Regions from separate parts of the Mus musculus genome. Here all the other regions are linked to region 5. A link is a loop called in an ENCODE intact Hi-C map of the cell type or tissue named here. Cell type or tissue: heart. All regions are shown on one strand. Links, peaks and the distances in the headings refer to the core of each region. The heading gives the core; the rest is flanking DNA. Region 1 has its middle 6.2 kb from the start of Gm39843. Region 2 holds the start of Gorasp2 (golgi reassembly stacking protein 2). Region 3 has its middle 21 kb from the start of Gm39843. Region 4 overlaps Mettl8 (methyltransferase like 8). Region 5 holds the start of Tlk1 (tousled-like kinase 1). Region 6 overlaps Mettl8 (methyltransferase like 8).

Evidence for each region. Hi-C counts contacts between places; a loop is a spot of excess contacts. Peaks named below come from ENCODE experiments on the same cell type or tissue, not always from the same donor. Only the 100,000 strongest peaks of a DNase experiment are listed, where the experiment ranks them.
Region 1: it touches region 5 in a loop (2.4-fold over the local background); 2 of 42 quality-filtered maps call a loop at or near these places.
Region 2: a loop joins it to region 5, with 3 times the contacts of the local background. A loop is called at or near these places in 2 of 42 quality-filtered maps.
Region 3: a loop joins it to region 5, with 2.3 times the contacts of the local background. A loop is called at or near these places in 3 of 42 quality-filtered maps.
Region 4: a loop joins it to region 5, with 2.0 times the contacts of the local background. A loop is called at or near these places in 2 of 42 quality-filtered maps.
Region 6: a loop joins it to region 5, with 3 times the contacts of the local background. A loop is called at or near these places in 19 of 42 quality-filtered maps.

The regions. Positions count from the first base shown.
Region 1 is chr2:70,914,329-70,919,501 of GRCm38, reverse strand. No RefSeq gene overlaps it. Among named protein-coding and RNA genes, the nearest start is that of Gm39843, 6.2 kb to the left of the region's middle. In heart, for the core only: no CTCF peak of the experiment used is centred there; no DNase peak of the experiment used is centred there; H3K27ac peaks cover 404 bases.
Region 2 is chr2:70,658,467-70,663,505 of GRCm38, reverse strand. It overlaps Gorasp2 (golgi reassembly stacking protein 2), which reads right to left and starts at 1,997. Exons shown (of 10, transcript NM_027352.4): 1 at 1,746-1,997. The coding sequence starts at 1,808. In heart, for the core only: a CTCF peak has its summit at 2,057; a DNase peak (open chromatin) is centred at 2,025; H3K4me3 peaks cover 2,725 bases; H3K27ac peaks cover 2,273 bases.
Region 3 is chr2:70,899,843-70,905,015 of GRCm38, reverse strand. No RefSeq gene overlaps it. Among named protein-coding and RNA genes, the nearest start is that of Gm39843, 21 kb to the left of the region's middle. In heart, for the core only: no CTCF peak of the experiment used is centred there; no DNase peak of the experiment used is centred there; H3K4me3 peaks cover 704 bases; H3K27ac peaks cover 2,180 bases.
Region 4 is chr2:70,987,401-70,992,573 of GRCm38, reverse strand. The region is part of intron 3 of Mettl8 (methyltransferase like 8); the gene reads left to right. Among named protein-coding and RNA genes, the nearest start is that of Mettl8, 66 kb to the left of the region's middle. In heart, for the core only: no CTCF peak of the experiment used is centred there; DNase peaks (open chromatin) are centred at 2,213 and 2,543; H3K4me3 peaks cover 944 bases; H3K27ac peaks cover 3,275 bases.
Region 5 is chr2:70,821,637-70,826,809 of GRCm38, reverse strand. It overlaps Tlk1 (tousled-like kinase 1), which reads left to right and starts at 1,330. Exons shown (of 20, transcript NM_172664.3): 1 at 1,330-1,617. The coding sequence starts at 1,479. In heart, for the core only: a CTCF peak has its summit at 2,222 (motif pointing right); DNase peaks (open chromatin) are centred at 929 and 1,459; H3K4me3 peaks cover 2,785 bases; H3K27ac peaks cover 2,083 bases.
Region 6 is chr2:71,037,240-71,042,412 of GRCm38, reverse strand. The region is part of intron 1 of Mettl8 (methyltransferase like 8); the gene reads left to right. Among named protein-coding and RNA genes, the nearest start is that of Mettl8, 16 kb to the left of the region's middle. In heart, for the core only: a CTCF peak has its summit at 2,460 (motif pointing right); a DNase peak (open chromatin) is centred at 2,502; H3K27ac peaks cover 68 bases.

The DNA.
Region 1 (5,173 bases), core at 458-4,457, 93 kb before region 5:
TTAGTGACCCGCTTCTTCCAATAAGGCTCCTAAAGTTTCCCCAATCTTCGCAATCACATGCTGGAGTTCAAACAGATGGATGGGGTGGGGAATTTCACTTTCAAATTGGCTTCTTCCTGGCTGAGATCTGAAATACGAAGCCCAAATATATCAGTCCAACCTGGGCACTGGTGGCATATCTTTAATCCCAGCACTCAGAAGGCAGAGGCAGGCAGATCTCTGAGTTCGAAGCCAGCCTGGTCTACAGAGCAAGTTCCAGGATAATCGGGGCTACATAGAGAAACACTGTCTCAAAAAAAAGGAAAACAAAACAAAAATGGAAATAAGTTAGTCACATGATACCCTGTCTGGCTCTGTGAACCATTACTATTTGAAATAGGTTGTCACACAGTAGTAGGACAAAACCATCTCTCAGGGAAGAAACAGAGTTGCCCATGGAATTAGAGGACACACTGGCCGGACATGTAGTCATACTGAGTGGTGACTTGGGCATCTGAGTACATACAGACATCCAGGCTGGAGGACCTGTCATAAACAGTGTGTGGATTCATCCCCACTAACTTCACAGGACTGCAGGAGATCAGCAAGGGCACTCGGTGGGCAGAGGAGAGAGGCTGGTCCAAGGCCTTCTCTGAGGAAGTTCAGTGTGTAGAGGTAGAAGAAAGATCAGAGCTCTAATGACAGGGGAGGAGAGGGAACAGAGACTATGTTGAGTGTTTAAAGAAAAAGATTAAAGTAGCCATTGGGTTTGACTGAACCAAGCACCTATGACCTTGAAATGAACAATGTCAGTGGGCGTGGATAGGGCAGAAGCATGAAAGGAGCTGTAATCCCTCAGAGAAGCCAGAGCTGTCTATTCAGAAGTTGGATCAGCCCTACCATAGGCAGTTGCTAACTGCTGCAGAAGGACAAAGGATGCTGGGTCCAGTAAACAGCTTTTTGAATCAGACAGAACTGAACTGAAACAGCTATGGGCAAATAATTTAAACTTATTGACTTTCTCCATCTGCACACTATAGGGGAGTTTAAAACCAAAAAACCATTTTCTCTTCCACGTTCTTCACTGGGGGGCCTGGAAATTGACTTACAAAAGATAGACTTTGCAAATTGGAGGTGCCCTTGACTTAGGAGAGAAACTCAGAGATAGCTAACTGTAGAAATGGTTAGAATCAGAGGATTTTAGAGAATTAACAAAAGGCAGTGGATTTGTAGAGAAACAGCCAAGGCTTTTAGGGGTGGCAAACTGTGGGGGGTAAGTACATGGTGAGGGGAGGAGACTCATGGAAAATAGAGCTCTTTTAGTAAAGTTTGTTAAATTGATTCCTCTTGGTGATTCTCAAGTTACCTTGGAGTTGTCAGGGAACACAGAGGCACACATGGAAACGTATGTCCTACTTTTAGGAAAACAGGGAGGCAGACACAGAGCCTTTCTGCCTGTGCATTGTTTTGTAAGTTAAAATAAGCCATATGTTGAAGTGATGTATTTTGGGGTAGCATATTTAGTCCTCTACAGGGATCAGGATATTAACAGTCCGGGGAGATAACATGGTCCGTAAAGTGCTTTCCTTGCAAGCATGAAGATATGAGTTTGATCTCCAAAAAACGGATAAAAAATAATAATAAACCCGAGAGGTAGTGTGTGCCATGAGGTCAGGGAGTGGGGCAGACGATGAGGTGGACATTGGTTTTAGTCAAGAAAAATCTGCAGAGGTGTCCCTGAAAGGACTCTGAAGTCATCATGAAACACCTCAAGACCAGTCTCAGCACAAAGGAAATTTACCTGCCCCAAAGGGACAGAGGGCAGGGAATAAGAGACAATGACAGGAGATAGAGGATGAGGGAGTGAGAAGGGAAAAGGAACAAGGGAGGAGAGAGGGGGGTATTTGCCCTGGAGGGACAAATATTGCCTCTGGATAGAGAGGAGACAGATGTGGCCCATTGGCAAATGGCAGTTTATAAAGGGAAAGGAGAATCGCCCTCCTCATGTTAGGACCAGGCGCTTAGTTTTCATTGAGCATGCTGATTAGGGCAGCCAAAAGGGAGCTTTTGACTGCTGGACTTCAATACTTTGATAGCTGGACCTTGGAGGTCAGCCACAAAGGGAGGAAATGGCCAAAGCTAGGGAGGTGGGGACAGGATGTCCCTGGGGGCTCACTGACCATCCAGCCTAGCCTATGGTGAAGTACAGGCCAATGAAAGACTCTGTCTCAAAGAACAAGAGGCAAGGTTTCTAAGGAATAGCACCTCAGGTTGCCCTCTGTGTTTCACACAAGCATATCCATGCACACACATACACCCACCACATACATTCACACGCACACATACACTCACCATACACATACACACACATGCATACAGACACACATACATACCCCCCACATACATTCACACACACACATACACCCACCATACACATACACACACATGCATACAGACACACATACATACCAACACACACATTCACACGCACACATACACCCACCACACACATTCACATGCACACATACACCTACCACATACATTCACACGCACACATACACCCACCATACACATACACATACATGCATACAGACACACATTCATACACACATACACACATACATAAACATACACACACATGTACACACAGAGAATAATAATATTGTGCTTCATAGATTTCCATCGGTACAAAATGAGACAGGATTTTAGCTCAAGCTTAGGCATGTAACAATTGCTCTATGATTGTCTTTAAAGCCCATTTATTGACCAGGCATGTTGGAATAGTCCTATAGTTCCAGTACTTGGGAGGCTGAGTCAAAACAATCATTATTCTAGGCAATTCTGGTGCAGGTAGTGGCAACTTGTTTAAACAAAACCAAACCATGCACTTAAAGAGTGGCTACTTGTGTGCCAGGCTCTTTGCAGGGCTCACAGCATAGAAGGCTGAGAAGTTCATGGTTTTCAGAAACTCTGCAGGCTACTGAGGAGCCTCACCTACAATCAATCGCATCTTTGTGGCAAAGGGGAAAGCCTTTGCAGGGGAGTGGGATCTTGTCTGCCACTGAAGGCAGGAAGCCAGTTTCCCAGGAGGAGAAGCTGGGGAGCGTATTCTAAGCATAGAGAATATCCCATGCAAAGGCTGGGGACTGAGGATGCCATGTCCCAGAACTGGAAGCAGCTGAGCATTACTGGTATGTGATGAGGGATGAAGGCAGAAGGTGAGAAGGGATGGGGCTGAAAAAAAAGGAACTTCAATTGTGTCCTGAAGTGAGCAAGACACCGAGTACTTGATGGTAAGGAAGTGAAGGAACAGCTCCTGCACGTGGAAGATGGATGGAGTGTGTCCTTAGCTTTGTGAAATACCTCAATCTTTAAAAGACAAAAACAAAAAACAAAAAAATAAAACAAAACAAAACAAAAAAACCAAACAAACCCAAAACAAAAAAGAGTATGGAGCTATTTTCCAGCCGAACTACTGCAGTGCCTTCCTTCCCTTGTGGGGAGACATCCGTGGGCCCACTGAATAGAAAATATACCCGAAACAGACTGTCCTGGAGCCACGGTCCTGTTCAGCCGAGGATAACTATGAACGTGCCCCAACACAAAACCTTAAACTTACTTAGAATGTTTCGATTGATTTTGCAATCTATTTATTTGCATGTTTTGGCAATTGGGCTGCATGGTGTTTGAGCCTGAACTTTGTGGGTGACCATGTCATATTAAAATGTCAAAGTTGTGTACCTCTAAAATGAATTATGTCAGATTTCTATACGTGAAAGAAAAGTTTAGCTTTCCATTCTTTCTACTACAAAAATGTCAATCTCGGCCGGGCGTGGTGGCACACGCCTTTAGTCCTAGCACTCAGGAGGCAGAGGCAGGCAGATTTTTGTGTTCGAGGCCAGCCTGATCTACAAAGTGAGTATCAGGACAGCCAGGGCTATACAGAGAAATCCTGTCATGAAAAAAAAATGTTAATCTCATATGATCAAAGAGGGGAAAAAATAGTGTGCTGGAGAGATGGTTTGGTGGGTAAGAAAATTTGCTGGATAAGTACAAGGATGCAAGTTTGGACCCTAGCACCCATGCAGTACACTGAGTGTGGCCATGTGTATCTGTAACCAAGGCCTCAGGGAGACAGACAGGAGAAGTCTTCAGGAGGATTCTTCTCTGAGATTTCCTAGGTGCCAGCCTAGCTTCAGCATCAGCGGGACCCTGTCCCAAAAAATTACTACAGAGTGATAAAACAGGCCATCCGGTGTCTGTCCTCTGTCCTCCATGTGCACAAAATCACATACATGCAACCTCCCTCTTGCACATATGAATAGCAATACACATACATGCAAACACCAAACTCACACACATGTATACCATACAATCACACACACACATACCCACACTCACATGCATACCCCCAACACACTCACAAACATACACACGCATACCCCATACTCACACACATACCATACACTCATACACATGCAAATCACACACTCTCACATATATACATGCATACCCCACACTCACACACACATGCATACCCCACACTCACACACATGCATACCGCACAGTTGCACACATGCATACCACACACACATGTATAACCCACACACACACAAAGCTAGAAAGAAGCCAGTAGAGATGTGACTGGTAGTTATATGATAGTGACATTTAGATTTTGTGATGTTTGATGAGTTTAACTCTGTTATGCTTTCTTCCTCATCCTGAATTTATTTTTGTACCTACTTTTTCCATCAGTAATTTTTGTATCCTTTTTCTTAAAGAGCATTCTTTAAATCAGTTATGTTTTAAATAGCACAAACCCTGGATGCTCTACCAGCACTAGCCTTTATTGGTTTTTCTAACCTGCCTGCAACTTTGCAAACAGTCGTTTTATTAAAACTACCCGGTTTCACAGTTTCAGCATGCCATCTGTTGCCAGGACCCTGACGAATGCAGCAGGATTCGTATGAGTCATAATCTCAGTTCATAACTTAGACAACATGGTCCTTTGTATGTACAAAGAAATCCATAACAGTAGAAAGGATGCGTGCTACATATGTATGCCGTACATATTTCCATCTAGAATATTTGCTATGTATATGGCATGCATATTTAAAGACCTGTTAACACTGCTCCCTGGAGGGGGCTCGGAAATAGAGAACAGAGAAGGAGGACTTTGATTTTAGTTTTCTCT
Region 2 (5,039 bases), core at 1-4,000, 160 kb after region 5:
CAGATACGGGCATCAGAAGAGCAAATAGTGTTTTTACCACTAACAAGTGAACGGCCAGCAAACTGGTAGTTACCACAGAAAGTGAAATTACATCAGTTCAAACATGGGTGAGTTTATCTCAAAAGTTTCCTGCTATAGACACATTGGCTCACAAGATCGGGGTCTGTAGTGGGACGTACCACCATGCCTTAGGAAGCAACGGATAGGAGGGAGAGAACTCTTTTTTTCTCTCTGAAAACAGAGGTAAGGCAATGAGTGGCAAAATCAGGGAGAGAGAGGGTTAAAAACTTAAAAACATTTGCTTTCATGACATAATCACTAAAGCTCCCTTGGTTTATACCCTCTATACAATGATTTCATATTTTGTAACATTTGTGCTCCAGATGCAGACTGGTAACTGGGGCTGCCCCTACTATTTCTAAAGCTCAAGGAAGAGAGTAATAACACACCTGTACTAACTATGTGTGCACTCAGAAATCCTCCGAAGCACACCTATGAAGACGACATACTTCAACTGTCTTCCATAGGAATGAGCTCATTAAACTGAAGTTCTGTTGACATGAAGATCCATCTAAGACCCTAAAGACTATTTTTTTTTCCTACTCATTAACACTAATGTGTCTTACTAGGTTTCCCTGGGTGTTTATTATAATAAAAATACTGCAGCTCCCTAAGGGTTCATGGCCACACTCAGAATCTGCAAGTAACAGGATAATACACCTCACATGAGTCAACTCAGAATCAGACCAGATGAAAAAGCATCGCCATTAATTTTCCTACGAACCCGGGATGAAGCAGTTCTTTCTCCTGTGTTTCCTATTAGTGTGGGATTTAGGAGTTTGGTTAGCTGAAGGAAATAGGAAAGTAATATGGCATATGAAGAAACACCCTGGAAAAACAAGGGCTTCAAAAGTCTCTTTTGAGTGGAATGGAGAGACAACCACAATCCCGACAACCAGGTGACCAATCACAGTCCTATCGTTCAGGTATCTGGGCTATTTTAAAACGTTATCTCATTCAGAACATGCGACCCAGGGCAGAAAATGAAGGTAAGCAAGCACACTCTCAGAGAAGATTGTCCCTAAATGGCGATGCAGACTGAGGCCACTCTGTTCACAGCCCATGTTAGCACTCACACAGGTGTCACCACATTCCTGGTTCCACGAGGAAAGGACCGTTCACAGGCGGATGTGTCTTTGACCCCTGGTGTCTGGCGCTGCGTTTCCTCATCAAGCCTGGCTATTTTGGAAACTCTCCTCCGCGGACCTAAACCTCAATCTCCCCGACTATTTCATCTTAGAAAGAAGAACGGAAGTTCCTCTCCTCCAGGAAATGTTGGAGAGATCTGGAAGGGTCAGGAGCGACCCGGAACGGAAAAGTCCTATCAAAAATCAACTAAATTTAAGTCTGTCAAATCTAGCCCGAGGCCGTTCGTGCTCCTTTCCCTGTCCAGGTGGCCCTTGCAAGCATCCAGGGGTAGCCGAGATGAACCGACACCGGTCGTGACATCTCCGCTTAGCCTGTGGCTCCGTCACCCTCCCCGAGAACACAGGTACGGGTTCCGGCTCCTTCTGGAGGCGGCGCCCCTTGCTCTTCCTAACTCTGAAGCTCAGGCCAGTGCGCGGCGAGGCCGTGCGGAGGGCCAGGAGCCAGGGTGGTGGGTCCCGGGCCACGTCGCCGGCAGCCGCGCCCAGGGTGCTCCGCGGACTCGGGCCTGGCCGCCCCGGCGTCCCCCCGGGCCTTACCCGCAAAACGTGGTAGCCCTCGGTGCCGCCGCCCGGGATCTCGACGCTCTGCGAGGAGCCCATGGCGGCGGGCGATCCGTACGACCCGGCCGGCTCAGCGCTGCTCCGCCTCGCGCACCGCCCGCTTGGCGACTCCGCGTAGCTCTTGGGACGTGGCACTTGCAGCAGCCCGAGCCGGGCCGCACAGCCCGCCGGGAGATCGTCGCCCGGCAGCCACGGCCGCTGCCACGCCGCAGACAGCGCCCCCTGACGGGAGCCGGAGGGAACGATCGGAAGAGCGCAGCGGGCGGAGGCAGGGAGCGCGAGAAAGCGGAAAGACAGCCCGGAACGCGACGGCTCGCTACGGGGCCCCGGAGCAGACAAGACTTATCTCGGCGCGTTTCTACCTTCGCAGAAGGGTATTTGGTCGCAGCGCCTCCTGGTGACCAGAGGCCAGAGAGGAAGGGAGCAGATGCCGAGCACGCCTGGCGCTTGCTTTGTTTTAGGTCTTGTTTAATAAGATTGTATACCTGAGGATAGTTCACAGTGCCTTTCTGGGGTTGGAATATCAGGTATTCTCAGCTCACGTTTATAAAGAGCAGTGTTCCCTGAAATAAAAGCGGTTACTGTTTTGTTGTTTTTCTTCTCGTCCTGATAGAACACTACGGAGCTACGCAGGAGCGAGGGGCAGGGGTTGGATTTCCTTGGAATTTTGCCTGTTGCCCCACTGCACCCCTCTCAGTGTTCCCTGCCCCGTCTCCTCCCCATGCTATAGTTTGACTTTCAGTAATGGTGTCCCATCCAGGTGTTGACTGTCTTTGGTGTTTTGCAGTGTGAGCTATTATTAAGGGTTCTGAAGTATTCTAGTCCCAAATGGTTTTTCATAGTTAACCCAACACGCCACCAGTTAGATAGTCTAGTTTAAAGGATAGGTAGAGGAGCAAATGAGTGGTGCTCTAAAGAGCCAGGGGAATACAGTACGGGGACCTTTCTTCCCGACAGCTGACCAGTTCGCCATATGGAATCAGAATCATATGAAATTAAGAAGACTGGACTGAAAGAGATACCCATAGACAAAACTAAGAAATACCAGGAAGAGCTTGCATTGGGATCTGGAGTGAAGCCCAGAGGTTTCATAGTCCCTAGCCTGTGGAGGTGGAGGAACCTTGAAGGGATGGACCTTGTAGAAGGAAGTTGGAGTCTGTCCTTAAAGTAGGGAGTAGAACCCTGCCGCTTACTTTCTCTCTTTGCCTCACAGCTGCCCCGAGATGAACAGCTTTGCCAAAATAATGGAGCCAACAGCTATGGACTGAAACTACAAGCCAAACAAATCTTTCTTTCTCCTTTAAGTCGTTTTTTTGTCATTGACAAAAAGCTAACAGAAGGCCAATCTGAAAAAATTCCTAGGGCTGAAGAGGAAGGAGGCTTACGGGTTAAAAGTGTTGGCTGCTCAGTCATGTCAATGGGAATTCAGATCCCAGCACCGACAATAGACTGTCTATAATGCTTATAGCTTCAGCTCGAAGGGATCTAGCACCCTCTTCCAGCCTCAGTGTAGACACACACACACACACACACACACACACACACACACACAGAGAGAGAGAGAGAGAGAGAGAGAGAGAGAGAGAGAGAGAGAGAGCTGGGATCTTGCTGTGTTCTCCTGACTAGTCTTAAATCCCTGATTCCCAGTGACTCTCCTGCCTCAGCCTTCTGAGTAGCTGAGATATGCCACTGTGCCTGGCTTGTAAATGGCATTTTTGGTGCAATTGGAGAAACTTGAATATGGTTGCTAGAATATTAGATTTAGGAGAAGACTATTTCTTTTAATGAAAAGGAAGATAATTACTGAGGTAGGGAGCTAGTTAGAAGACAGACTGAGCCTATAGGCATATAAAATGATTTTTTAAAAATAAAGTATACATTAGTGCATTCCTCCACATAGGACTGTCTGGGATGATAAGAGAAGGGGCTATACTATGGACTTCTGAGTGGTAACTATGTATTTATCTTGGGTTCTTATGTATTCTATACTGCTCAAGGACCTGCCTTTTTATAACAATTTTTGTTTAAAAATTGAAAATAAATTACCACGTCTCTCTTTGCTGCTAATAAGCCAATTATAGTATCTTTCAAAGACCCCACGAGTCCATAGTTAAATAAATGAAAGGTGTGGTCACATGACTTCTCAAGAGCAGGGAGTGCAGCAGAGTTGGTTGCATGTTGCTGGTATGTACTGGAGTGCCTGGCAGCTAATGCAAAGAATCAATATTTAATACAAGACAATAAATATAAGAACTAGATTTGTTGATAATCATCTTATCCTGCTGGGCAGTTAATAATCTCCTTCATGGTACTGATATGTTCAGATGCCAAAGTTTTAGCTTAGGGGTTGGGAGATGGCTCAGGGTGAAGTCATTCACTGGGCAAACACAAAGACTCAAGTTCAGATCTCCAGAATGCACATAAAAAGCCAACCCATTGCTGCAGGAGTCTGTAGCCCCAGAACTGGGGAGGTAGACACAGAAAGAGCTTGGGGACTTGCTGGCTACCAGCCTAGTGCCAGGTTCCTAGAGACCCTGTCTTAAGGAAATAAGTTAGAAAGTGAGACCAGAGTACACAGTGACACACACACACGAGAGAGAGAGAGAGAGAGAGAGAGAGACAGAAGACAGAGACACAGAGAAACACATATGTATGTATGTATGTATATATATGTATAAATGTATATATGGGTGTGTTTGTGTATAAATTTGGATATACACACATATATAAATGTGTCAAAAGAGTATATATAAATCTAAATAGTATATAAAATAGTATATATAAATCTAAATAGTATATGTAAAATAGTATATGTAAATTTAATCTGTCAGCTTAAAATAGTAACAAGAGAAGAATCACACCTGAGAGCTGAAAACTCGGTAGTCACTTGATCCTTGGGGCTGAATGCGTCAAGTAGCCCCACAGTGGCTGTTTCTCTCTTCGAGTTGACAACCAGTGGTTACTCAATCCACAAGTCAGGGTGCCTCAGTCGTTCCAATCTGCTGCCAGAAGCGCAGAAGATTCCTGGAGAGCTGCTGGTCCCTTGTCCATGATGACAGCTTGGAAACTCTAGCTCTGATATGACTGAGGGAATCAGCAGCAGCAGCAGCAGCAGCAGCAGCACAAATCAACTCCATGGTAAGAGGGACATCCAAGTGAGCAGAAACAGAGATGATCTCCTCTCTGACAAACACGTTTTAGCTTGACTTAACTCATGCATGACTTAATTCATACAATTCCTGCACTTCTCAAAAGTTCATACCCCAGAAA
Region 3 (5,173 bases), core at 544-4,543, 78 kb before region 5:
CAGGGGTTTAGTCCATGATCATGGCAGAAAGCATGGCAGTGTGCAGGTAGACATGATGCTGGAGAAGGATCTGAGAGTTCTACCTCTTGATCCTCAAGGCAGCAGGAGACTGTCTTCTTCAGGCAGCCAGGAGACTAAACTCCACACTGGGCAGAGCTTGAGCAGAGAAAAACCTCAAAACCCATATGGTTGCACTTTCTACAACAACACCACACCTCCTAATAATGCCACTCCCCGTGGGCCAAGCACTCAAACACATGAGTCTATGGGGCCAATCCTGTTCGAATCACCACAATGTCCTCAGGCATTGCTGTCTCAGGGGACGATCCCATGTGCAGCCACCTCAGGCCATGTTGAGACCTATGGCCTGTATTCCCACCCAAACCCACTCGGATGTTTGTGGTCTGAGCAGCTGCCTGAAGCCATGTTAATGTCCTTGGGTGCTGGCCCACAGCATGGTGGCGTGGGTGCATGAGAGCTGACCCCAGCTCACTTTGGTACTGCTCTCTTCAGCTGATGGCTTCTGGCAAGAAAGCAGGCAGAGAAAGATTCATTCTCCCTGGGGGGGCTGGCCAATAGGAATTTGACCATGCTCCAGTAAGTGTACTAACAATCCAAAATGGACTTGGTGGTTTTTTTTTCCTTTTTCTCCTTTCTCCATTTTAATTTTGGGGGAGGGTGGGTGGGAAGGGAGGTCAGAATAGGATGCAGACATGTAAAGGATTGGGAGCTAAGCACAATTGAGGTGCACCATATGAGATTCCAAAGTAACCAATAAAAGATAATTTTTAAAAATTGGAAAATATTAATGTATACCTAGCCTACCCTTAGTCACATAGTCTAAGAGTCTGGTGAGGCTGTCCTCCATTTCTTCCTCCTGGCATCAATGCTATTGTTTCCAATGTTTTACTTAGGCATCTCCTATAATAACACTCAGAATACAGTGGTATTTATACTTAAACCATCAATTATCTTTTAACGTTATAAAGACTCTGAGATTTTAAGAACAAAACAGCCTTCCATATTTCCCCACAGCGTTACCCCTTTTCATCCTGCTCCATTCTTGTCTAGATCCATATTTCCATCTGGTGATATTTTCCTCCTGCCTGAATTTCTTCTTTTTTTTTTTTTTTTTTCCTTTTCTGTTTCTTGTACGTTAGGTCTGTTCGTGATGCATTCTTCCATCTTTTATATATCAGGAAACTCTGTTGATGCACCTTTATCCTTGGGAGATATTTTCACTGGATTAAATATCTAGATGACAGTTTATTTTTCTTCCAATAGCTTAAAGATGCCACTCCGTCGTCTCAGCCTCCTGTAATTTCTCAGGAGGAATGCGTGGCAAACCCTGTCTTTGCTCTTCTGCCTGCTTTTCCTGGCTGCTTTTCAACGTTTTATCTTCATCACTGATTTTTTTTTTTTTGAGCTCTTTGACTCTGATATGGTTCTGTGGGGTTTTCCTCAGGAGACTTTGCGCTTAGGCTTCCCCGTGTTTCTTCTACCCATTTGTTTTGGGTTTTCAGCAAAGCTGAACTATTTCAATCTCTTCAGATGGTTTGTGTGTCCTTCCCACACCCGTAGGACACCGGTGGCACGTCTATTTATCTCTGAGGTCACGATACAGTTCACAGTCGGACTTTAATTCATCTGTAGAAAGTTTTTCCTTCTGGGATTTAATTTTAGATTTATTTAGATCTGTTGCCTTATATATTTATATAGTCAGATTTACTGCTTTGTCTTCAAGTTCACAATCTTTTGCCATGAACTCTGTCTTAGTTGGGATTTTACTCCATGAAGAGACATCATGACCACAGCAGTTCTTATAAAGGACATTTAATCGTGGCTGGCTTACAGTTTCAGAGGTTTCGTGCATTATCGTCATGGTGGAAAGCATGGCAGCCCGCGGGAAGGCATGGGGCTGGAGAAGGAGCTGAGAGTTCTACATCTCGATCCCCAGGCGTCAAGATCAGACTTCGTTCCACACTAGGCAGAGCTTGAGCATTTAAGAGACTTCAAAGCCTACCCTGACAGGGACACACTTCCTCCAACAAGGTCACGTCTCCTAATAGTGCCACTCTCTATGAACCAAGCATTCAAACATTAATCTATGGGGGCCATTCCTGTTCAAACCACCACAAATCTTAAAAAGTACAAAACTAAATCTGAATACACACACACAAATCTCATCACTGTAACTTTCTCCTCAGCTTTTAAAGTCCTTAATCTTTAGAAATTTGATTTAGCTTTTTTTTTATGTCTAACACAGTAACAATAGTTATTTGAATATCCTTAGCATTAGTACCTGTACCTGTGCACATATGAGTGCATGTGTATTCAGATTTATTTTTGTACTTTTTTAGTTATAGAGATTGAATTTTAATTCATTGGGTTATAAATGTTTTCATGTGATGATTCAAAATTTTCAGCCTTTTTCTAGAATGAAGTTTTATAGCCTTCAAGGTGATAGTCACTGGAGGTAAACTTGGGGAGGCCGTTGGTCAAATGAGGTCAGGTAGCTTCATGATGGAATTAGGGCTCTTATGTGATATCAGGTATCAGAGAGCTAGCTGTAACCTTCTGCCACATGAGAACACAGTGGGGGACAATCACCTATAACCAAACGAAAGAGCTTTGACCAGGAATCAGCCACATGCACGCACCTGGAGCTTTCTGTTTGCAGAGCTCTGAAAAAACAAAACAAAACAAAACACACTTTTAAGCCACCCAGGCTATGATATTGAACCCAGTAAGACACTGGTAAGAATTTTAAGCTTCCTTGTAATTACCCCATTCTGCCACAGCAGCCTGAACATAGCTACAGACATAAGACACACAAATGGGTCTGATTGTGCACCTACATTTTATTGTATCCTTCAATGTGAGTTGCACAGACATCTCAAAAAAGCCCAACTACTCAAAAACGATGCTTCGTGGTGGACCATACATAAATGGTGAACCCCTCTACCTTACACCCCATATTCTATACAAACATACATGTTCTATTCAAGTGACCCATTTTTGGTGTCCGACTGGGAAATAAGAAGTTTGACTGGTATGTTTAGTCCGGATCTGTTTCAAAAGGCACGTATTCATGAGCCACGGTGAGACAAGACAGCCACTCTGCTTTTCTTCAACTGCCAGAAAAGAATTTCCTACATAAACTTGCCCGTATCACCTGCCACAACTCTCAGCAACCAGAGACTGCAGAGGGCTGTCTGATGTAGTGCTAGAGTCTCCTCATAAAGGAGGGTCTGGTATAATTTTCACTTCTCTCTCCTGCAGATTGCCCTCGCTCTTCTGAGTGAACCATTTGTTTGATTGTCACCCGCAGCAGCACGTGACTGTAGACAGCCACAGGCGAGCAGCCACAGTCATAGCTCAGCTCCGTGGGGCTGACAGAAACGATGTGTGCACAAGACACAGAGATGGTGACGAAGTAAAGTAGGCTACGTGATAAGGCAGCGTATTCCATTGCTTCTTTAGAAAGGGCGGCTCAGGCAAGCTCAGACCTACCAGAGTCACCGACGCCTCGAGTCTTCTCATCCAGGCAGTTCTCGATGAGATCTGGACTCTGCATTTTCAAACCAAGTACCTCACCTAATAAAAATGGCAATGCTTAGCAACAGAAATAGATTACAACTATATTTAGCCAAACTAAAGCTGTCTAAAAATGTACTGGACCATGTGATTGTCGAAAGTGTCGATTTTCCTTGTCTTCTCCTGTCAGTATTCACCTGGTGTGTACTCTGGCATAAGAATCATCTCACTAGTAGGAGGCGATCTGATTTGTCAGGGGAGCGATGAGCGCCAGTGGCTTCCGTGAGGAGCCTCCTTGGTTCTGGACCAGAAGGCCCTGCTTGCATTAAAGAACATCCACTTCTATTTGATCTCCAAGCTCAGTCGGAAATAATAAAATGGCTAATTGAAAGAGAAAGCAAATCAAGATTATATGAGACGTGGACAATGATGCCTAAGGTCTGGGGAGGGGGGGGAGTGGCTCCCCCCAAATGTGTGTGGTAGTGAGTCCTAGACGATGTACAGTAACGTTATGCCCTTAATGCAATCTCCAGAGGACCATGCTTTGCCTCTGGGGTCCTCCTGCCCCTTGCCCCTAACCCTAGTTGAATCATGAGGAAAACATCAAGCAAATTCCGCTGGAGGAGCATTCCTCCTTGGAAGAGCATCCTAAATAATGTCAGAGAGCTGTCGCAGCCTGTTCCAGTTAAAGGTAATAGGAGATCCTGCAGCACAGAGCGGACAGGAGAGGAAACCTAAATTGCACTCCAGTGAATAATAGACTGTGCCCGTCATTAATTTCAGCAAATGTCCTGGAGGATCTTGAGGTGTGAGGCATAATGGGAGTCCCCCCGAAAGCCTCGTGCAATTCTGTGAATCTAAAACTGATTTTAAGTTAAGTCTGTTGAAAAGAAGGAAATGAATTGTCCCTCTTCCTGGGTTTCTTCCTCCGTCTCCTGCAGCCCACCACAACCAGGGTTTATCATCTGCTCTGAGCTCAGCCTCAAGTGTATAATCCATGTCTCCGGGAGCGCAGCATAAAAACCACAAGCCACACACATGAGCTGAATCCAAGTCCCAAAGCCATAGCCCACCCGGTAATCCCAGCACCCAGGAGGCCAGTGCAGGAGGGTCTCCCACTCAAGGCTGCCTCGGGCTATTTAGCTCCAAGCCAGCCTTGGCCATAGAGTGAGATACTGTCTTGTGAAACAAAACAAGACAAAACAAAACAAAACAAAACACACACACACAAAATCTGAACCTAGATTTTAAAAAGCAAAAAGAACAGAATTAAACAGTTATACTCAGAAGGAGAGCTTCCAGAATGTGTGTGATTCGTCACTGTGAATGTAATCTAATCTATGAGAAACTCAGAGATGGAACCCAACCTTTTATTTTTAACACAACAGCTGAACTCTCAATGTTTGCCTGCAATAACTGCAGTCATCACCTTATAGACAGCACCTCTTCCATATTAAGGAGCATTCCTTGAAATTCTCATTAAGTGCACATTACTGTGTAGAGGCTGATACCCTGGGAACTATGACTGTTCGGATTACACTGCTCTCCAAAGCCGAGTCTGTATATGAAGCCACAGCCTTCTGTGGAAGCAAGAGCGCATTCTATAGAGTATGCTTGTCTTGAATATATTATTCGG
Region 4 (5,173 bases), core at 595-4,594, 170 kb before region 5:
TGCAGGCTCCCTAAAAATTAAATATGGAGGGCCTGGAGAGATGGCTCAGCAGTTAAGAGCAACCACTGTACTGGCTACTCTTGCAGAGGACCCTGGTTCGGTTCCTAGCACCCACATGGCAGCTACCGACTGCCTGTAACTCCTGTACCGGAATGCAGTACCCTCGTCTAACCTCCATAGATAACAGGCAGGCATGAGGAGCACTTACATCTACTCAGGCAAGCTCGTGTACAAATAAAATGAATCTTTTAAAATTTTTTAAAAGTAGCACTCCCTATAATACATCAATTCACTTTAAAGATAGATCCCAAAAGATTCAAAGCACACTCTCAAAGAGGTAATATGAGTTCCATGTTCATATCAGCAATCTCTATGTTAGGCAAGAGAGAAACATAATCAAACCACAAGTGTTATAAGACAAGCAGCACTAGTAAATGATGCCCTGTTGAATGAATGGATGAAAAGACACGTAAGTTTAGCCTTAGAGAAAAGAACAGTTCAGTGCTAACACCTGAGGAATAGTGCCCAGTATCCGATGTTCCGAGGACGAGGCATGAGCAGCCATTTTCCAGGGCCTGTAGCTCCCGTACATAAATGATAATGAAATGTGCTGCATGATGGTGATTGCCAAGGGATGGTTGAGTGGAGAGTTGGAGTTATGTAGTGGGGTTCGAGTTAGAGTTTGCATTATGGAGAGTCCAGAGGTCTGCTTCACAACAGCGTGAACAGACCTAACGCCGTGGGAGCATGCACTTAAGAATGACTAAGATGCTCCATTTTATGTGCTTTTACCACAATTTTAAAAATGTCACACAGAAAAAGAAAATGTTTAGAAGTGGTCAGTGTCCTTCACAGTGAGTGACTCCTAGTCACTTTGCCTAACAGCTGTCCTCACTGTATACCATTTTCTACCTTATTTTCCTTAAAATGACCTTTTACTTTAGGACATCTGTGCTCTCTCCTTTTGGTGTGTGTGTGTGTGTAGGTATGTTCATGTGTACACGAGTGCACATGTGTGCATATGCATGTGGAGAGCAGGGGTCAACCTGGAGTGCTATTCCTTAGTTACTAGTCACCTTTTGTGGGGAGGGGGTCAGGCAGGGTTTTTCACTGGCCTAGGCCCCATCAAGGAGGCTGGGCTGGCTGCCAGGGAGTCTCAGGACCCACCTACCCTGCCTCCTCACCGCTGGGATTATTATGACTAGTCCAGCTAGCAAGTTTGCCGCTGGGCTCTCCATTCTCTGCCTCTCTGGTGCTGGGATGACATCCAGCTGTCATACCTCTTCTGTGAGTTCAGAGGAGTTGAATTCTTGCACAGCCAGCACCTTGTCCACTGAGCCATTTCCCTAGCCTGCACCATGTTTTATAAAGTTTTATTAGGACACGGATTTGTTCACTTGTTGACATATTCTCTGTGGTTGCTTTTGAGCTATTTGGTCCAAAGGAGACTGTAAATGTCACATAAATATCTGGGCAGTGGTGGCACAATCCTTTAATCCCAGCACTCGGGAGGCAGAGGCAGGTGGATCTCTGAGTTCGAGGCCAGCCTGGTCTACAGAATGAGTTCCAGGACAGCCAGAGTTGCACAGAGAAATCATGTCTTGAAAAACAAAAACAAATAAAAATAAAACAAACAAATCAAAAGACTAAATACCTATCAGGCAGTATATTGGAAGATTCTTCCAAAGCTAGAATTCTAGTGCTAGATTGACCAGATATGCAGAAACTCCCCAGGGAAAAATGCTCGTACTCCTCCCTGTAAGGCGCAGAGTGAACATCAGGAGAAGCACAGTTGAAATGATGTTAGCTTGCAGCTGCTGAAATCTGAAGCAAAGGTATCTGGGAAGGCTAAGAGAATGGGACAGCCCTCAGCCTTTAGCTGGCAAAGGAGCCAGTGCAACCAATCCTGCTCTCTGGAGTCATTGGTGGCCTATCGATTCCTCTGGCCTTGCTTGTTATTCCTTAGTGGTAGTTCTTCACCATCAGCATCAGTGTATCCTTGGGTGGACAGGAAAGACGAGCCCCTGACCCCAGTGGAATGACTCTATTTCTATGGGCTCTAGCCAGACAGACCTGGGGTGGAATACAGCCAGGGAGTGTTGAGGCTGGACTTGAGGACTCATCCCATGGCCAGTGCTGCCTTCCATCGGCCAGCACCACATTCCCTCACAGGAACTCTGTCACTGCTTCTGAGGAAGTATAACTTCACTTCTTTGCCAGCAGCTGCGTGGACATATTTTCCACATTACTCAAGCTTCTGCTAGTGGCCTCCTGAATACAGCAGAGCTTCCAGCCTGAACGATGTTCCACATTGTCAGTTGTTTTAATTTACTTCCAGGAAATGAAAACTCATTCATGCTATTATCTGCACATTATCCTAATAATATGAAAAGGCAGGGATTTTTAAAACTCCCTTTTGAATGTTTGTGTTCCGAACTTAAATAGAGCAGGGCTGATCATGTTAAAGTTCTCTGTGCATGGCCGCCCACTTTGTCCTATTTGAGCTAACAATGAACTTGAGCGCAGCTAATGAGGAGGTTATTTTAGAGCCTCAGAAACCGCAGTAAAGGAAAAGGACGGTTCCCACAGAACCACAGTGGGACCAAAATAGAAAGGTGGTGACGGGCCACTCCATAGAAGAGGAAAGACAGGAGCAAGGAGGTGCTGGCACCACTCTGAGGTGCCTGCTTTGCCATTGCTATGACAGCCCTTTCTAAGTGTTTCTTCTGGCTACTGTGAAGATAAAGAACTAAAGATTCCATTTCAGAATGACTCAAAGAAATAGAGATTTGTTCTGGGTCACCTCTGCATCCCGCCACTCAGTGCACCGGGCGCCACGGTGTCAGGGGACCACTGCAGGAAAAGACTTGAGTTATACGGAGGATATCTTGTATTTAAAGCAAGGTGGTGAGTGCAGAGAGGGCTAAGCTCCCAGTGGGTAACAAGGAAGGAAACTGTGGTCTGAGGAACATCAGTGAATGGCAGCATGTCTCAGGGACAGCCACACAGCAGTCTCTGCTAGGATCGCAGACCCCACTCAAGTCTTGGGTGAGGCTTCTCATTCGCTGCGTTATCCCTCTGATGAGTCAGTATGGGTCAAGGTAAATAGATCGTTCTGCTCTGCTTCCAGACTTAGTGAGAACCCGACAGAAGCTTTGACCTCTACACCAGCTTTCCTTATCTAAGAGAGTCCCTGAGTGTTTGAAAGAGCCAGCGCTCTGGCATCACAAAGTCTGCAGAGCAGGCACACTGCTATTGATCCTATCTCCTTTATTAAGCCCCTGGGAGGAACACTGCTTATTCTTCCAGCTAGCCAACCCTGTCACATTTCTTCTGCTCCCTGTATGTCACTCTTCCTTCTCCCACTTTTCACCTATTGTCAGAGCTGTTGGTGAGAACAGAAGTTAGAAAAACACACTCACAATCTGAAAATAAGATCGCCTACATGACAGATAATCACTTTTTGCTGTTGAATGACCCAGCCTCGTTTGCATAATGAGAATGTATAGCACCCAGGCTCCAGTTAGCAATATTTCCTTCAATTAGATTGCCCAGACTAATGACTTTTAATTCCATGTTTTCTTTTCCTAATTACTTTTCAATTTTATTATAGCTCATATTTCTTTTAAAACCAGGTTAACCCAGAGAAATAAAAAAGATATAATCAGTGTTTCTTGAGTAAACATGATTATATTTTATAATCTCCTTAAAAAGATCTCCAGTGTGCTATATGTCAGCTGGTCGTACAGCAAATGTAAAGGTTTTTTAAAACTTACAACAGCAGCTGCTGTATGCACTTTAAAATATCTTTGTAAATGAAGTCCTACCTAGGGTAGGTTAGCTACATTAGGCAGATGATGAAAGAATGTATCCTTGTGTTGTGAATACCTTACCACTGAAGAGAATGTTCTATATGAAGGGAAAGAAAAACAGAATAGTTAAACACCCTGTGCTGATAAATATAGCTGCCTCTAAGATGACTCTGGCTGCTAAAAGTTTCATGCAGTGCTCTTAGAATTACACTTTTAATTTTATAATTTTAAGAGTTTTCTTTTATTAGACAGTGAACTTCCTTCAGTGACATGTGGAAATTTCCAACTTTGAAAGTTCAGGTATTTGCGTAATTGATGTGCAAAAATAACTTTAAATTACTTTTTGTTACATAGCAACTTAGAATAAATTTTCATAATTCATATTATCACATCATATATTCCAGATACCTAAATGGCTTGATTTGGGTTTTCAGTTATGGTGTTCAGGGTAATTCTGATGATCTGTGGGCTTGTGAGCATGTAAGCGTGGCTAGTGTGCTATGTCTCTGTTCTGCTCAGCAGTCTAGAACATAATAAGTGAAGAATTGAGATCTCCCCTCACTAAACTAGGCTGAAACCAATTGCTCTATCCCTTTCATTGTCACTAGCATAGACCAGTTTACTCTGGACAGCTAGCAACCTAGGATCACATAAGAAAAAGGTGTTCCTCCAAGGAAAATCCGTCACTTAGACGCCTGTTAAAGTCGAGGCAGCCCAGCTTTCCCTACGCTGCATAGACTGTGGTTCCTGGCCTGAAGCTGTGGCAGTTAGCGGCAAAGTGAGCCTGAAGTCTTTGTCGTGGTCAGAGAGTGGCACCTGTTGTTCCCTGCCATTACAGGCATGCTTTCAATTCCAGAAATTCAATCCTACACTGGAGGTGTTTCCTGTCTCCGTAATTATGATGAAGTCAGGTGCGCTTCTGTAAGGTCATGGAAACACCCTCAGAACTACAGGGTTGCCAGCATTGGTGGAAGACACTGTTGGGTGGGGGAACACACTCCAGCCACGGGTGCTGATCCTGCCTAGTGACTACCCAACAAACCAACCTGTACTCTTAGAGCATTTTATGGTTCTGTTGCTAACCATGGATTCATCCCGTAGGCTCATATAGCTTGCATTGGATCTCACAGAAAGAACTTGGTCTAATTGATTCTGTACTTATCTCTCTTTATGAAGGCTAACTCCAGCCAGCATTATTTTTACAACACTCCTATACTTATTAAAACTTAGACTGGTTTCAACTTGGTGCTTTGTAATTGAGAGGAAAATAAGAATCAGAAAAACAGATTATCTTTGGGGGTATTTTTGAGGGAACACATGTTAACTTTGTATTAAGGTGACGGTGCTATGTGATGGCCATG
Region 5 (5,173 bases), core at 664-4,663:
GAGAAATGCAAAGTCATAAAAATAAAAAATAGAAATGACATTTTGGTCCCCCTGGTAATCATGTCATTTCCTTATGCCTGCACAGTTGCTCTATAGCATAATCATTTTAGTGTTCTATTCAATTTGGTTTAAAGAGAGCAGTAACCTTGTCGTATTTTTCCTGGACTACCAGACTTGCTCTTTTATGAACAAGATGGCCAATCGCTGGTGTGTGTACGTGGGTGTGCAGAAAGCTATGCTCTATCTATAAATTTTAGCAAATGCTGTAATTTGTTTTGGGAATTCGTCGTCAATACTCAACAGCGGCACCAGAAACTGGAAATTTCTAGAAACTATACCTTCTTCAAGATGAACACTATAGTTTTTTTGTTTTTTGTGTTTTTTACTGTGAATTCAGTAGTCAACATTTTCTATTTAGATTTTCCACTTCTGTGAAAACAAAGAACAAACAGCTATACCACACACTCAGGCTACCCCACCGGTAGGGTTTCTCAATTCTTTTGGTAGATTGTTTTAAGGAAAGTTTTATTTTCTTAGGTTCTTTTTTTTTTAATTCCGTGACTACTCCTGTTTTGCAGATGGATAAGTGCACACTGCTCTTTCTTTCTTTTTCTTTCTTTCTTTCTTTCTTTCTTTCTTTCTTTCTTTCTTTCTTTCTTTCTTTCTTTCTTTCTTTCTTTCTTTCTTTCTTTCTCCTTCTTCTCCTTCTTCTCTTTCTTCTTTTTCTCCTGAAGGGCAAGAAGCAACTCTCAACTTTTCAGTTCCATTTTGAGACTCCGGAGCCAGGCGAGAGCAGAGGCGTCTCGGGCAGGCTGGGTGTGGGGCGCGCTTCGGAGCAGGCGCGCCGCGGCGAGGGGGAGGCAGGTGGCAGCGGGGGCGCGCCTCCCTCCGGCCGGCTCCGCGCACGCGACTCGCCGCTCCGCGCCGCGCCGCGGGCCCCGCGCCTCCCAGCGCGCTCGCGCCCTCCCCGCCCTCGCCCCGCCCGGGCAGGGCCCTCCCCCCTCCCCCCTGCCGGCCCCGCGGCCGCCGCCGCCGCCGCTGCTACCGGAGGCGCAGGAGCCTCGCGATAGTGTTTGCATTGGCGGCGCGTGACGCCGCCGCCGCCGCCGCCCGTAACTGATGCAGAGGTTACCCCGCCGCCTCAGCCGCCACCCACCGCCCGCCACCGCCCGGGCGACGCCGGGGCCCGACGCACTGCAGAGGTGCCGGCAGGTTCCGCCCGCGGAAGTGGCCTCGGTCGGCGCGGCCCGCGCTCCGCCCGCGCTCCGGCCCCGGCCCCGCGGCCCCGGCCACTCGCCTCCCCTCGGCGCTACCCTCCCCGCCCGCCCTCCGCCCGGCGCGCTCCCTCGGCGGCGCGGCGCTCCCCTCCCAGCCCTCGCGCCCGCGCTCGCCCTCAGCGCGGCCCCCGCCATGACGGAGGCGGGTGCCGGTGCCGCCGCCGTCGCAGGGGGGGAGTCGGGCTCCCAGAAAGTAGCTTGATGAGTGTCCAAAGTAGCAGTGGAAGTTTGGAGGGGCCGCCATCTTGGTCCCGGCTCTCCACGTCTCCAACCCCGGGCTCGGCGGCGGCGGCCAGGTCCCTGCTGAATCACACGCCGCCATCCGGGAGGCCCAGGGAAGGTAAGCGCCGCCGCGCCCTCCCGCGGGCTCCCTCGGCCCGCGCGGACCCCGGGCTGGGGTGGGGGGTGGCGGTTCGCGGGCGGGAGGCCTGCCCTGGCTCCCTGAGCCTCCTGGCCTCGGGGCTCGGGTGGGTTTGCCCTCGCGGTGCAGCCTCGGCGCGCGAGCCCCCTCCCCTAGCCCGCACTCCTCCCATAGAGGCGGTCCCCGCGCCGCAAGCCGGGCCGCCGGGACCGGTTAAGATGCCCCTCGCCCGCCTCCCGCATGCTCTGGGCTGCCTCGGATCCGAGTCGGATCCCCATCGCGGCCCCTAGAGCGATCCCAACGGCAGACCGACTCGTGGGCAAGGCTGCTCGTGCCACCCCCCCCCCCCCCCCAGATGGTTGCAACTTTCCTTCCTTCGCCATCGGCTCCTGCATGTTTGAACGTTATGCTCGTGGGTTGCAAGTACGCTCGTGTTCCTTTCTGCCCAAGGGTGGTGGGCTTTTTTTTTTTTTTTTTTGGTGGAAATTCCTGCTTGAAGGTTTCTGCAAAACACGCACTGAGATCGGTTACAATTGTTTTCTAAGTTTTCTGGCTCCTTGCATGCAAGTGTTCTGCCACCAGATGTAGCAGTCACACAGCTAGTAAGGCACCTAGTGCTTTTGACTAAAAAATGAACTTGCTGCCTTTAACTTTAAGTATACTCCATAAAATGGAATTCGGGAGAACACTCCTTTACCAGGGAAGAATAAATTTGCATCGGATCTCTTTTAACGCCCTTTTGTCTGGAAAATGCGAAGTCGTATTCGTTAGCAATCGGTAAATGGGCTGTTCGCTCCCGGTTGTCTCGCACAAGGAGATTATCAGCACCTTTAAAAAAAAGAAGAAAACGTTTGAAAGTCCAGCAGTCTAGTAAGCCTTGTAAAGAAATTCAGAGCTTCGGTTTATGAGTCGTTCGGATTATTGTATTTTGAAAATATGTCTATATTTATTATCCATAGCTTTGGTAATTGCTAATCAAATGTTTCTTGCCCGGATCCAGTGGTTGAGGCATAGCATTCTTTGTCATTTTGTTCCCGTGAGCATGTGTGAAAGTGACAATAGGCTCAAAGATTGACGTGAATATGCTCTAGAAAATTCATGGGAAGATTTGATTTATGGCATCCATTAAACATGCCGAATACGTTGACAGACATTTTCCCCTTTCATCTCACCCTGACACTGATTTTTCATTAAAAGAAATAAGAGCTTATTTATTGAATGACTTAAATTAATAATCTGAGTTTTTCCTTCTGTTCTTGAAAGTTTATGTACATGTATAAGCTTGAAAATTTGTAAGTTTAAAATTTAAAGTGTGTGTTGTAAATAGGGCAGTTGGTGCTTGTAGCTTGCTTGTTTCCACTTTGTAGTTTCATTACGATGTCTAATGGTAGTATGAGTTTTGAAAGATTATCGTGGTTTCTAGAGTACTATACCTTTGAAAAATAATTCCTCATTGATTTCTCAAGTGTTTATTGAGCCATTACTATGAGCCAGGACCCGTATGTGATAATCTGCTGAATACATGGTGTTGGTTTAACAGTTGACTTCTGTTATCAGTCCTGGGAATTTGGCAGGCACCAAATTCAGATGGAGTTTCTAAGGAAGGTCAGCCCTAGCTGACCGTCTTAGGTGTGCCGTTCTGCACCCTTCCTGATGATGAAATGTTCTGAATGGTTGGAATAACTTAATTCAAACTTCCAAATAACCAGAAATCCTGCTCCCCTCCCTCAGCAGCTTTTTTTTTTTTTTTTTTTTTTAAATGGGTTTTGTTTTTTGTTGTTAACCTAAAATAGTGAGTCTTAGTTAATACTTGAAATTCTGGGATATAGTCTTGTGAGTTACACTTGACAACAAAGTTTCCATCCTTTTCTCCTTTCCCCTTGAGTCTTATAGTGGACCACTGCTGTATTACAGGGCTACACCCCAGCCCTCATAATTATTAGGTCATTTATTTTTTATTAACCATGTAAATTAAAACTGTTAACCGTCCTCCACCCCTATTCATTTTGAGGCTTGGCACCATGTCTTTAAATTTTACCATTGCCAGAGGAATGATAAAATTATCTGTTGGAAGCCCCCCAAGGATCAAGATGGAGAAGTTTATCATTGAGTAGAGTCCCCTTTTTTGTTACAGGTGTTTAGTACCTTTTGAAGGTATATATGTTAATACGCTGCATAAACTGATTAAATTTAAGAACCTTTTGATTTCAAGGGAGGGCTAGTAAGAAACATAGGAAATGCTGGTGGGATTTGATTGGAAACATTGAGTGACTGTATCAGGACGAGTCTAAACTTTGTTTCTTGAAAACCTGAGCCAAATTAACTTGCAATCACAGAAAAGAAGTTAAGTTCAGATGATGTTTAGGTACATGTATGTTTGTGAACTCTTTTGTCTGCACTTATGTACATACCATATGCATGCCTAGTGCTGAGGAGCTCAGAAGAGGGTCTTTGGATCCCCTGGAACTGGTATGGAACAGAAGGTTGTAAGTTGCCATGTGAATGCCCTACAAGAGCAGCAAGGATACAGGGAGCCATATCTTGAGCCCTGGGTGAACTTCTTTTAAGCAAATTAAACTTTGAAAGAGGTTAAAGATGTGCCATACTTGTCTGTAAGTTATCTGGAAGATTAAAGGTGTGTGCTAATCTTCAGGAATTTTTTTTATTAGATGTTTTCTTTATTTACATTGCAAATTTTATCCCCTTTCCTCATCCCCCCTCAGAAAAACCCCCTATCCCATCCCCTCTCCCCCTGTTCACTAACCCACCCACTCCTGCTTCCCTGCCCTGGCATTCCCCTACATTTGGGCATGGAGTCTTCACAAGACCAACGGCCTCTCCTCTCATTGATGTCCCTCAAGGCCATCCTCTGCTACATATTCGGCTGGAGACATGAGTTCCTCCATGTGTACCCTTTGGTTGGTTTAGTCCCTGGGAGCTCTGGGGGGTACTGGTTGGTTCATATAGTTGTTCCTCCTATAGGGCTGCAAACTCCTTCAGCTTCTTGTGTCCTTTCTTTAGCTCCTCCACTGTGGAACCTGTGCTCAGTTCAATGGATGGCTGTGAGCCTCCATTTCTGTATTTGCCAGGTACTGGCAGAGCCTCTCAGGAGACAGCTACATCAGGCTCCTGTCAGCAAGCACTTGTTGGCATCCACAATAGTGTCTGGGTTTGGAATCTTCAGGATTTTTAAGATACACATGGATGGGCTATTTTCTTTGCTCTGAGTCCAGAATTTTTTTGGTTTTTGTTTTGTTTATTTTATTAATTTGGAAGATTTCTCACAAGTGCACAGCAGGGTTTCTGTTGGATCTTTTGAACCTGTAAGCTCCAACCCATTTTGTCGCCTATAATACTGTTATTAAGGGGTGGAGAGTTAGGAAATTTAAGGTTTCAATTGGACATGGTGGCATACATCTTCCCAGCACTCTGATGGTAGAAGCAGAACTCTTTGTTAGTCTATGGAGTGAGTTCCAGGATAGCCAGGGCTACATAGAGAGACCTCAAAGGACAACAACAAAAGAAAAAAAAGAGG
Region 6 (5,173 bases), core at 688-4,687, 220 kb before region 5:
CTCCCAGTAACTTCAGGCTCTTAAAATCTGTCCATCCCTTACTCTGCAGTTTTCCTGAGCCTTAATGGTGGCGGTGGAGTGGGATTCAACTCTCCCACTTAAATATTATATTGATTATTAAAATGGAAGTGACGTGGCGGTTAGAAAACAACTTGGTGGAGTTGGGTTTCCTTTTTCACCTTTGTGTGTGATCCAGGGATCAAACTGAGGTCACCAGGCATACACAGCAAGCGCCTTTCTGCCGAGCCATGTCACCAGCCCTGGGAGTCCCACTATGACTGGACATTCAGCAGTCATTTATTCTCAGCACGTTGACCCGTTAAGGGCCTGAGCTGCCCTCTGACTGTGCAAAAAGAAACTTCTCCGACCGAAGCTGACACCAGCATTAATGTGAGTGCAAACCATAGAGGTTTCTTTTAAAAAAACAGTACAAGTGGGGAATGGAGGGGGAGTGACACCACAGTAAAGGAACTCATCTGACTGCTTCAGCCGGCAATCACGGTTATCAGCTGTGACAGCCATATTGACAGCAGTGCCTCCGGTGGGATGTGTCATTGTACCTAGTATGTGTTAAGGCCTGGGTTCACTCCCCAGCCCCAAACAGTCCCCAGCAAACCTCATACCCTTACTGTAGTCCTAAGAAAAAATGATAAATGTCCACCAATGACATTCTGCAAAATACCCACGCCTCAAAACACAGGGTCCTCGAAATACAAGTCTCACTTTTAAGAAACAGACCCGGAAGACATGGCAGCCAGTTGTAATGTGGCATCCCAGCTGGGATTCTGGGAGAGAAAAAGGACCTGAGGGTGGGGGTGGGAAGAAGGAAGGAAACTGGACTGAAGTATGAAGAAGTTTATAATAATGTATTCTACTGTTGTCAGTGGTAACAAATGCACCAGGATGATTCAAGAGCCGAACAGGGGAAGCTCTGGCACGTGAGCAGGAACTCTGTATATCTATCTGTAGAGCGGTTCTAGACTGTTATTTAAACTTGTGGAGCAGTTATATAAAGTTTAAATAAGTTACTTCGAGGTCTAAGTGAGATGATAGCAGGATGAAACGATTTAGAGCAGTGTGTGGTAATATATACAGATTCTGTTTACCATCACCACCTTGTTCTTTAGCTTAGGGCATCTTTGTGGTTACAGCTGAATCTCACTGCCTTGCTCTTCTGCATATCGGTTTTGGGGTTAGCATGTCAACAGAGCGGTATCCCCAATGCTGTATTCTTAAAGGAGGAAACAGCAAGACTGTAAAGATTCATGAGAAAGCAAGGCCAGAACTTAAGAACCCCTCCCTTTTTAAAAATGTATATGAGTGTTGTACTTGCATGTATGTCTGCGTACCATGTGTGTGCCTAGAGCCTAGGTTGGTGACAGGAAGGTCTTAGATCCCCTAGAACTGGAGTTATGGATGCTGTAAGCCACCATGTAGGTGCTGGGAACTGAACTCATATCATCTGCAAGAATAAGTGCACCTTACCTCTGAGCCATCTCTCCAGTGTGAAAGTTCTTAACTTTAGTTTCCTGCTTTGCAAGAGGCAGTGACTGAGCGATGCCAAAGCCACGAGCCTGGCAGGGGCTTCTTTCTAAGCGCATAGACGGCTGCAATAAGATCCTGAAGTTGACGTTTTGGGTTTTAGCATATTTCTGATTAAGATCCTGGTTGTTTGTTTGCTTGTTCGTTTGATTTTGGATTTGCTGTTTTGCTGTTTGCTTGTTTCTTTGCTTTTTGAAACAGGGTCTCTCTGTGTAGCCCTGGCTGTCCTGAAACCCACTCTGTCGACCAGGCTGGCCTCCATCTCAGAGATCTGCCTGCCTCTGCCTCCCAAGTGCTAGGATTAAAGATGTGCGCCACCATACCTGGCAAGGTGTCCTATTTTTTTGTTTTGGTTTTTGACTCAGTATCTCAGGTATGTGGCACTGACTGGTGTGAAACTCACCTTTGTAGTCCAGGCTGGCCTTGAACTTGCAGCAGACTTCCTTCCTTTACCATCCAAGTGCAGGTGTGAGCTGGAACTCAGTGCCAGGCATGTGAGGCCAGGCCCTTTTCCTGATGAGCCATCTTATCAGCCCTTTTTCCTTTTTTTTTTTTTTTTTAATTTTTGAGGCCAAGGCTCAACTATGTAGCCCTGGCTGGCCTGGAGCTCAGGATCCTTCTTCAGCCGCTGGAATCCTGTGGTTATCAGTGTGGTACGCCATGCTTGGTTTCTTTATGATGCTTTCTTATTACTACTCTAAGTTAGTACACCAAGTCCCACAATGTCTCTGATGGAATATATTCACCGAGCAGCTTCAATTTGATATTTCTGTTTGGTATGAAGAACGAAAGCAATGTTTTAGTCAGGAATTGTCTTTTTCAGCAAGCAGTTCCAAGAACCAGTTCCCAAATTCCTCACTGAAAACCAAAAGGCAAATAAAATGCCTGTGATTGGGAAGTTGTCTCTCTGGAGATGCCCAGCAGAGGGCGGGAGAGCTTTCCCGGGGCTGGCTTCCGCTTCCTTGCAAGACTGGGCAGACCTGACTAGGGCCATCTGTGTTTGCAGTCTGATGATTAACAAGTACTAGAAATGAACCGAGCGTGGTGCATCAGAACCACAGTTGCTAAATGAGGAGAGAAAACGCTATAATGCCAAGTGGCCGTGTAGAGCTGTGGTCAGTAGAGCACAGGAGGGGAGGGAGGAGCAAGCGGGATGCAGGCAGGTGTCCCATGCCTGGTACCAACCAACCAAACACAGGGACTGTAGCTACAATGTCATGGGAAGCGTTTAATGATATAAAGCGTTAACTATCCCTATTTGATATATAATAATTTTGTGTATAGTTTTGTGTGTATAATTTTGAAGGAAAAACAAAAAGGCAAGGTGGCAAATGCCTGCTATGGTTGGTGAATAGGAGAAGTTTCTAGATCACTGGAATTTGACATCCTAATGGGGCTTCAGAAACCTTTCTAGAGAGAATGCCACCTAGTGCCCGGGCTAACTGCTTCCCCCTCCTTCTCTCCACTCATGGTTATTATACAGAACTTGTATACTTTGTAATTTTAAAAATAATTGTTCTGTACGTAAAAAGGTATTTCGAGAATATTTTTGTTGTTGTTCTTTGAGAGGCGGAGACAGGAGGATGAGTTCAAAACCAGCCTTTGCTACATTGCAATTTTGAGGCCAGCCTGGGTTACCTAAGACCCTATCTCAAAACAAACAGTCCAACAAACAAGCAAACCCAGGAAGGAACATTTCAAGGCTCATTGAGCTCATCTGTGAGCCTGAGTTAAGGTCCATCATCCTAGACAGTACCTGCGCGTGCGCGCAAGCATATGTGTGTGCGAGGTCCAGCAGAGGAGACCATTCATAAGGCTTTGTTCCTTCTTCTCTCCCCTACTCAGACAATGTTTTTCTATATTAATAAGTTTAAGGTTTTGGCAGCGTTTTGCATGGATGCTTGGTTTTCCTCTCTATAGATATGCATTTAATAATTTAATCAGCACTTTTATAAAAATAACTATTTATACTTTCCAGCATATGTACAAACAGTGCTGTGACAAATATTTAACATATTCTGATTATTTTACAGAACATCTTTCTAAAAATAAAATTTTCTATCATGTGTTGGTATGGTGGTGCGTACATTTAATCCCCGCACTATGGAGCCAGAGCCAGAGGCCTAAGCCAACTTCTGAGAGTTCAACACCAGCCTGAGCTACACAGAGAGTTCCAGGCCAGCCTGGGCTACATAGAGACCCCTCTCCCCCCAAATCTGGAAATAATCCGACAGAGTTATTGATTTGTTTTGTAGGTGGAGCAAAGCTTTTTCCACCCTGAGTGTGGTTTTTCGTCTTAATATTATGGAAAATATTAGTTCATCAATTAGTTGGTCCTCCAAATGTTGACAGATTTAATTGTTCAAAAATAAAAAGTATTTTACCCTTAGCATAGCAATGCACAAGTACTAGAAAGCTGCTACCTCCCACTGGTTGACACACGTTTACTAGAATTTTATTTTATTTATTTATTTGCCTAAATGCTTGAATTCTATCAAAGACAATGTATGGTGTCTGTTATTTTCCTGACAGGCATACTTTGATTATTTTTTTGGAAAATGATAAAGTAAAAATTGTGCTCCAGGAAGACACTTTTTATGGCTTCATTAAAGAGATGTGTGAGTATCTGGCTCCCCTGAGAGTATACAGTTAGTGAAGGAGACAGTGGCTCTCAGTGTGATTTGTTGCCTCTGCTTTGGTTGAGGCCAGCCTGCTGTCACTATGGCCATATTATCTGTACACCATCAATGGACTACGGCAATTAGCAAAAGGTAAACAGCATATTAATGTTATTATGATAAAAACAAAAACAAAAACAACCTTAGCCGGGTGTGGTGGCGCACACCTTTAATCCCAGCACTCGGGAGGCAGTGGCAGGCGGATTTCTGAGTTCGAGGCCAGCCTGGTCTACAGAGTGAGTTCCAGGACAGCCAGGGCTATACAGAGAAACCCTGTCTTGAAAAAAAAAAACAAAAAACAAAACAAAAACTAAAAACTCCCTGACCTCTGAAGATCCTTCGTGGGTAAGTGGAGGCCTTTGGGGACCACATGAGAACCTGAGCTCTTAGTGGCTCACAGAACCCATTCTTTCACCTAAGAGTGGCTTGGGGATCATTTGTGACTCAGTTCCTGTGAAACCTGAGAGTGTGGGTCTTGGGGGGAGGGTGTGAGAAAGTTCCTCATTCCTAAAAAGGGACGGAAGAAAGAAGTGGTCCTTTTCTTTCTCGGGAGGCGCCGTGTCAGTGTGAGAGCTGGAACTGCTGCACCCATTTTGTAACCAACAAGGGCACTCAGCCTCAGGGTACAGAAATCTCCAAAGGCGTGCGGTCAGTGGGGTAAACATTTCCCAATGGCACTTCAGGACATCAGCATATTTTTACTGAGGTCATCATTCCTAGTTGTTTTCTAAGCATTCCTTATGTTTGGTAATAAAAGTGGTGGCGCACGCCTTTAATCCCAGCACTCAGGAGGCAGAGGCAGGTGGATTTCTGAGTTCGAGGCCAGCCTGGTCTACAAAGTGAGTTCCAGGACAGCCAGGGCTACACAGAGAAACCCTGTCTCAAAACACACACATACACACAAACCAAAAAAAAACAAAAAAACAAAAAAACAAAAACCCATCCTAATAGTC